Linked DNA regions of Homo sapiens: region 2 is linked to region 1. A link is a contact called in ENCODE Hi-C or POLR2A ChIA-PET data. All regions are on one chromosome and are shown on one strand. The core of a region is the stretch at or near the end of the contact, and the rest is flanking DNA. Distances in the headings are between cores, read along the strand shown. Region 1 holds the start of RBM41 (RNA binding motif protein 41). Region 2 overlaps NUP62CL (nucleoporin 62 C-terminal like).

The links. Hi-C counts contacts between places; a loop is a spot of excess contacts on that map. ChIA-PET counts read pairs that join two places held with the same protein, here RNA polymerase II (POLR2A). Pooled maps may share reads with other maps.
Region 2: a loop to region 1 is called in a map of naive thymus-derived CD4-positive, alpha-beta T cell, with 4 times the contacts of the local background. The contact joins the enhancer-like site here to the promoter of RBM41 in region 1. A Hi-C loop is called at or near these places in 4 of 168 maps with a recorded cell type or tissue (CD4-positive, alpha-beta T cell, PC-3, naive thymus-derived CD4-positive, alpha-beta T cell and 1 more) and 7 of 50 pooled maps. POLR2A ChIA-PET finds 5 or more read pairs at or near these places in 5 of 52 experiments (HEK293, HEK293T, MCF 10A and 2 more).

Annotation. Positions count from the first base shown.
Region 1 is chrX:107,117,572-107,121,322 of GRCh38, reverse strand. RBM41 (RNA binding motif protein 41) reads left to right here and starts at 2,501. Exons shown (of 8, transcript NM_001324242.2): 1 at 2,501-2,557. The coding sequence starts at 2,550. RefSeq lists enhancers at 2,548-2,737, 3,118-3,197.
Region 2 is chrX:107,153,218-107,156,859 of GRCh38, reverse strand. It overlaps NUP62CL (nucleoporin 62 C-terminal like), which reads left to right. Exons shown (of 9, transcript NM_017681.3): 5 at 2,614-2,764; 6 at 3,357-3,406; 7 at 3,554-3,642. Among named protein-coding and RNA genes, the nearest start is that of RBM41, 36 kb to the right of the region's middle. RefSeq lists a silencer at 629-789. Within about 2 kb of position 1,444, at least 3 of the 41 ENCODE cell types and tissues checked have a DNase peak (open chromatin) inside an H3K27ac peak, as active enhancers do; they include PC-3, where a contact is called at or near this core.

The DNA of each region.
Region 1 (3,751 bases), core at 1,252-3,751:
CTCCACTCATCCCACCTAGTGGATTTGCAATGTAGTGTGTATCATTTCAGTATCAATAGGCTATATGTTTTATTAGAAGTTGTACACAAGTTTGGTGTGATGGTTGGTGTAATATTTGTTCCATCCTTTGCCACCGTCCCAGGGGATAAGCACACTAGCAACCTTGGTGTATTTTTCCATTTCCTTGTCAATATGTCAATTGGGACAGATTGGTTGAGCCACAAAATTCAGCTCTACCACCATATAGGATTTACCTGGTGCAGGCAATGATGTGACCCCCCGTTTTGTTTATACTTATATTCAGTTCACGTTCTGTGCCAAAGCTACAAAGTGGTACATGCTATGCCTGCAGTCATTCACCTTTATGATTCAAGAGCACAGTTATTTGCATGTGACAGGTCTTAGGTAGCTCACCATGACATTTTCAATCTGATAGAAGTTCTCAGGACAGGAAATTCTACAATGTTTTTCAGTAGCTGCTTTTTGGTCCTTTGCTCTAACTTGAGCATGGAAATACAAAGCAGTTTGGATAAGTCTAAATCTACTGATTAACATTTGACTATTTACTCATAGATTACCACTCAATCATGGAATAACTTTAAAACCATACCTTTGTATGTGCTTGACAGTCACCCTATACTTAGGAGGTATCCTCATTTTACAGATGAGAAAACTGGCCTAGACCAGTTAAGAAACTTACTGAAACCCACATGGTCTAGTAACTTACCAGAGCAAAAATTCAAGTCCAGATTGCCTCTAAAACCCTGTCGTGCTATACTGTCAACTGAGAAGTGAGATTCAAATCCAAGTAGTGTGCCCCGCCCCCCACCATTACCTACAATCTTTTCTTCTTTGGCTTCTTGAGATGTAAGAGGGTTTCTCTTTAATTAAAAAAGTATTGACTAGGTAATGTAGTCATGGGTTCAAAATTCAAAGGGCACAAAAAGATACGTGAAGAATTTTTTCTGCCCTTGTCCCTCAGCCATCCAGTTCCCCTACCTGGAGGCATTCACTCATCATTTGTCTGTAAGTTCTCCCAAACATATTTTGTGCATATACAAGCAAACACACATATATATGTTTTTAAGTGACTAGAGCTCCCCTTTTTATGCAAATAGAAGCATAGTATACATATCGTTCTGCACCTTGCTATTGCACTAACTATATTTTGGAGATTGTTTAGTAGCAGTTCATAGAGAACTTTGTCATCTTGGTAACTGCTGCATAGTTTTTCATTGAATGATACATTTTCATAGTATGTTCTTGGATATTTTCATTTCTGTTTTCATAAACAATGTTGCAAGGAATGATAGTAGGTTAGAGGATATATAGTATTGAGGATTCTATTCATAACTGAATTGCTGCTTTAAAGGGAATGTACATTTATGATTTTAGTAGTATCCTCATTTGCCCCCAATAGATGTTGTACCAATTTATATTCCTACCACTAGTGTATTGAGAGCGCCCGTTTCCCCACAATCTCAATAAAACAAGTGTGTTATCAAACTTTTGGATCTTTCCCAATCTGTTAGGTGAAAAATGGTAGTTTAATGTACTTTTAAAAATAAACTTTAAGTTCTAGAACAGTTTTAGATACAGAAAGGTTGCATAGTACAAAGTTCCACATACGTACAACTCAGTTTCCCTTGCATAACTCTGATACATTTGTCACAGCTAACGAACCTTGTTATTAGCTAAAGAGCATAGTTTGTTCACATTTCCTTAGTTTTTACCTCATGTCTTTTTTTCTTTTCCAGGATCCCATCCAAGATACTGCATTACTTTAGTCATCATGACTCCTTTGGTTCCTTTTGGCTGTGACAGATTCTTGTGTTTTTGATGACCTTGCTAGTTTTAAGGAGTACTGGTAGTCAGTGTACTTTAAAATTTGTGAGATTGGACATCTTTTCATACACTTAAAGACATTTGCATTTCCATTTCTGGAAACTAAGAGCCTATGCTTTTAACCACTATACTATACCTCTTTCTTGATTCACCATAATTATCAATAAAACATATGTGGGCCTGAACATACACAGACTTCTGATTCTGAGTGGAGAAAACTCTCAAGTCTCTGTTACAGATAGAGGAGAACCATTAGTACAGGTGATATAGTCAGACTCGTGTCTGATGACTCTGGCTACATCGTGAAGGATGAAGCAGAGGCTCGACTGGAAACGGTAGGTAGGCTGGATAAATCCTTGAAAGAAAAGCAGTGTTGATAAGTTCAAAGGAAATTACAGAAGAGCCAGGAATTAGTGGTAATGGATGAGAGAATCAAGAAGTCAAAGGTGACTCGTTTTATGAGCTGGATATTTTGGGTCTTCTTTTGAACCTAAATGAGAAATTCAAAATAAATATTTGGACAATGTTCAGCATACCTGTCACTTGAGATCTACTTTCTCTTTCTGTTGCCATAGCTCTGTGCTACTACAATTCCCAGAGCCCCATGCTCCATCACAATACCCTTAGAAGTCCGCCGCGCGGAGTTCTGGGACTTGAGGTCCGCGGCCTATTTACCCAAGTTGGAGGTAGGGGCCTGTGGAAACATGAAGAGGTAAGGACTTGTCTGAAGAGCAGGCGGCAAGGGGAGCTTTGTTCTACCTTTTCTTTTGAAAATGGCTTCCATTGCTTTCTGGTTTGGGTATTGCACGTTCTCAGGATGCGGTTTCGTGGGAGCGGGAACACGACAAAGGAGACGGGAGGAGGGGAGACGGGCTGAACAGGCCTGCAGAGCGAAGTTCAGGAAGGGCTGCCACCGGGGCCGGCTGCTGTGGGAATGCCCTCCCGGCACGGGCCCCGGGAGCTGGCCGGGTGCTGCGGCTTCGTCGTTTCACCCGGACCCAGCTGGGCAAAAGGGTTTGAGGCTGACAAATTCCCGGCGCCGGAGATGTAGGTACCTCGGGCCAGCCCCTCGCCGTTCTCCCCTACCTCCACCTCCACCTGAGAAAGGCTCGGGGCGGGCGCATTTATTTGCAACGTCTGTGTGTTAAAGACTACTTGCTTGGGCCCCGAAACCATGTAGCGCTTTCGAATCTTAAAGTAAGGGAGCGGTACTTTGTTTCTAAATGTGGAAGGACAGCACCAAAGCGGTTCGATTTATGGGGTGGGGGGAGGGGAGGTGGAAGGCATTGCTGGGCTCAGTTCCCCTTACTTGTCCTGAGGTAAATGGCCGCTTGAGCCTAAATGGCCTGAGCCTCCTAACTATTGACGGGCTTAAATTAATTTTAGATTCACTCTGCAAGTAGAATCATCACTCTGGAATAGTGCAGTGCATTTAAAATTCTTACTGATATGCTTTCCTGCACTGTCAGTTCCTTGCATCTTTTAAAAAACCGTTTATGACTTTGCCTGCCTGAAACTAACCTTTAATATTTTTTTATGATATCTCCTCCATGCGAAATAATGTATAATGTATATATACAGCTTAAAGAATAATAAAGGTTCGCATCCACTACAAGCTTAAGAAATAGGACATTGCCAGTCCCTTAGAAGTCTACTGTGTCTCTTCCCTCCCTTCGTTCCCCCCTGAGGTGACCACTATCCGGAATTTTGTGTTATTAATTCCCTTGCTTTTAAAAAAGCAAATAGTTTCTAGTACATATGAATTTATCCCTAAACAAAATGTTCCTAGTCATGTATTTGAAGTATTCCTGATACTTCATGCTGGCGTTTCTATTGTAAAAGCTACTAGACTCAATGTGGCTAAAACAATACTGACTTTCCCTTTCCCAAATCATTTATTCCATCT
Region 2 (3,642 bases), core at 195-2,694, 37 kb before region 1:
GCCTTTGGTTTGAATGTCCTCCCGTAGCTCAGAGTAATTTGATCGTCTGAAGCCTTCCTCTCAGCTCGTCAAAATCATTCTCCATCCAGCTTTGTTCCGTTGCTGGTGAGGAACTGCGTTCCTTTGGAGGAGGAGAGGCGCTCTGCGTTTTAGAGTTTCCAGTTTTTCTGTTCTGTTTTTTCCCCATCTTTGTGGTTTTATCTACTTTTGGTCTTTGATGATGGTGATGTACAGATGGGTTTTTGGTGTGGATGTCCTTTCTGTTTGTTAGTTTTCCTTCTAACAGACAGGACCCTCAGCTGCAGGTCTGTTGGAATACCCTGCCGTGTGAGGTGTCAGTGTGCCCCTGCTGGGGGGTGCCTCCCAGTTAGGCTGCTCGGGGATCAGGGGTCAGGGACCCACTTGAGGAGGCAGTCTGCCTGTTCTCAGATCTCCAGCTGCGTGCTGGGAGAACCACTGCTCTCTTCAAAGCTGTCAGACAGGGACATTTAAGTCTGCAGAGGTTACTGCTGTCTTTTTGTTTGTCTGTGCCCTGCCCCCAGAGGTGGAGCCTACAGAGGCAGGCAGGCCTCCTTGAGCTGTGGTGGGCTCCACCCAGTTGGAGCTTCCCGGCTGCTTTGTTTACCTAATCAAGCCTGGGCAATGGCGGGCGCCCCTCCCCCAGCCTGGCTGCCGCCTTGCAGTTTGATCTCAGACTGCTGTGCTAGCAATCAGCGAGATGCCGTGGGCGTAGGACCCTCCGAGCCAGGTGTGGGATATAGTCTCGTCGTGCGCCGTTTTTTAAGCCGGTCTGAAAAGCGCAATATTCGGGTGGGAGTGACCCGATTTTCCAGGTGCGTCCGTCACCCCTTTCTTTGACTCGGAAAGGGAACTCCCTGACCCCTTGCGCTTCCCAGGTGAGGGAATGCCTCGCCCTGCTTTGGCTTGCGCACGGTGCGCGCACCCACTGGCCTGCGCCCACTGTCTGGCACTCCCTAGTGAGATGAACCCGGTACCTCAGATGGAAATGCAGAAATCACCCGTCTTCTGTGTCGCTCACGCTGGGAGCTGTAGACCGGAGCTGTTCCTATTTGGCCATCTTGGCTCCTCCCCTATGATAGGTAATTTTTAAAATTTTATCTTGGACATTTTGTCTATTATGTTAGGAAAGTCTAGGTCCTATTTTCATATTTTTTTTTCATCAAGCATCTCTTTTTTGACATGTAGTACAAGGGGTGGGTGTGTTTGTATGTTCAGCTTCCCACTGGACCTTACCCACACCACTCCAGCAAAAGTGGAGCACTTACCACGCTGCCTCAAGGCAGATGGGTGGTATGGAAACTGCTTCCCGCTTAGCCCCACTGACTCATCCCTCATGAAAGGTGAACATTGCATGCTACCACTTTATTGACAGTAAGTGGAGATGTAAGCTCAGCTCCCAGCTGGGCCCTGGAGCCCCCAGATCAGGGGGAAGTGGAGGACTGACTCACACTGCTTAGTTGCTGCACATGGAGGCAGAATTTCAGCTTCCTGTTGGCCCCACTGACACAAGGGGAGGGAAGAAGAAGCATAATGTCAACTACTTTGTTTCATATCACTTCATTCAGCCTCCTTGGTTGGTATGAAGGCTTAGCTCTCTACTGGGCCCAGCTGACACAGGCTCATGGGAGAAGCGGGACAAAGTACTGACTAGGCGCTCTTTGCCCTACCTCATTTAGTCTTGGCTTTGCCAGTGGATGTGGAGGTCAAGCTTCTCATTGAGCATTGCTGACCCCATGGATGGCAGGAAGTGGGATCCCTACAAGCCCTAACTTGAATCACCTTGTTCAGTTGTAATGATGCTGGGTGGGTATAGAGATTCAGCTCCCCACTGGGTCTCTCTGACACCAGAGGCAAGAGGTGAAGCCTAATGGTGACTAACCCTGCCTCATTCTGCCTCATTGAGCCCTGTTGCTACTGGGTAGGGATTTAGGTTCAACTTGTCATTGGATCCCACAGAAAGAACCCTGGTGGAGGAATTGGAATCGTGCCTGTGTCTTCCACTTAGGGAATTGATGATTACCTTCCCACTGAGCCGTGCTGACACTACCCCAGCAGAGGAATCACCATTGACTGGCTCTGCTGGCCAAAAGATCAGCTAGTTGCTGAGCCTTTTTTGATACCACTTGGCAGGGGAATCAGAGTTCTGCATGGTTCTACCCAGTGAGGAATGCCCACTCTCTTGTGGATACTACTCAAACAGGGAATGGGTCACTTTGACTAAGAGCTGGGGGAGAGAGAATCCTATCTCCTTAGCTATGCCTACCCAGAAAGGAGCTTCTCTCATGCTGAGCTGGGATGAGGGGAAGAGAAGGAGCAGATTATGGCACAGACTTTAGCTATTCTTGCTGTGATTTAGTAGGTTTCTTAATAAATCTTTATTTACTATATTCACCTAGGATAATTTCAAGTGACTTTGAGGGGTTGTTTTTTTTAATCATCTTTACCAGTTATGTTTGTTTTCTTGGGAAGCAGGTATGGGAAATTCCTTACATGCTGTTTTCTTCTCAGAGTCCTCCTGTGTTCGTTTTTAAAATCTGATCACACTTTTTAAAGTATGATTATTGGATCATCCTGCATCTTTTTATGTTTTAGTGTAGTAGCAACTCCTGTGATGACATATGGTCATCTGGAGGGTCTTATAAATGAGTGGAACCTTGAGCTGGAAGATCAAGAGAAGTACTTTCTTCTCCAGGCCACTCAGGTCAATGCTTGGGACCATACATTGATTGAGAATGGTGAGATGGTAAGAAAATATTTTCATTAATCTACCTACATTGTGCAAGTATTTGCAGATGAACACAAGAAAATAGACCTGTGTTTTGTGGTTTTCTTTGTTGTTGTTGTTTTGTTTATGTTTTTGTTTTTTGAGACAGGGTCTTGCTCTATCACCTAGGCTGGAGCACAGTGGTGCAATTACAGCTCACTGCAGCCTCGATCTCCCTGGCTCAAGCAATTCTCCCACCTCAGCCTCCTAAGTAGCTGGGACCACAGGGGCACACCAGCACCCCCAGCTAACTGTGTGTGTGTTTTTTCAGTAGGGATAGGGTCCCACTGCGTTGTCCAGTCTGGTCTCAAACTCCTAGGCTCAAGTGATCCTCCTGCCTCAGCCTCCCAAAGTGCTGGGATTATAGGCATGAGCCACCATACCCAGCCCTGTGGTTAATTTTCTATTCCAATATTGGTGAGCAGCTCAAAGTATATTCCTTAGGCAATAAGTACCCTGAATAAAAGGAAATCTTTCATATTTGAAGTGTATTTGAGAAAATTAATATTGCTCTAAAATTGTTATATAAATTCAAATACTTATATTGTTGTATTCATATTTCTCTTTATAGATTCGTATTTTACATGGAGAAGTGAACAAAGTGAAACTGGATCAGAAAAGGTAGAACCTTAGATTTCCTTGGTTGAAAGATTAAAGACCTATCTTTTTATTCAGTGTTTTTTTTTTCCTTCTGTAGTTTGTTAACTCTTTTCTTTTTGTCACTCCAAATTCCTTTCATCAGCCTTTTTATTAACTTATTTTATTCAGATTGGAACAAGAATTGGATTTTATCCTGTCACAGCAGCAGGAACTAGAATTTCTGTTGACTTATTTAGAGGAGTCTACGCGTGACCAGA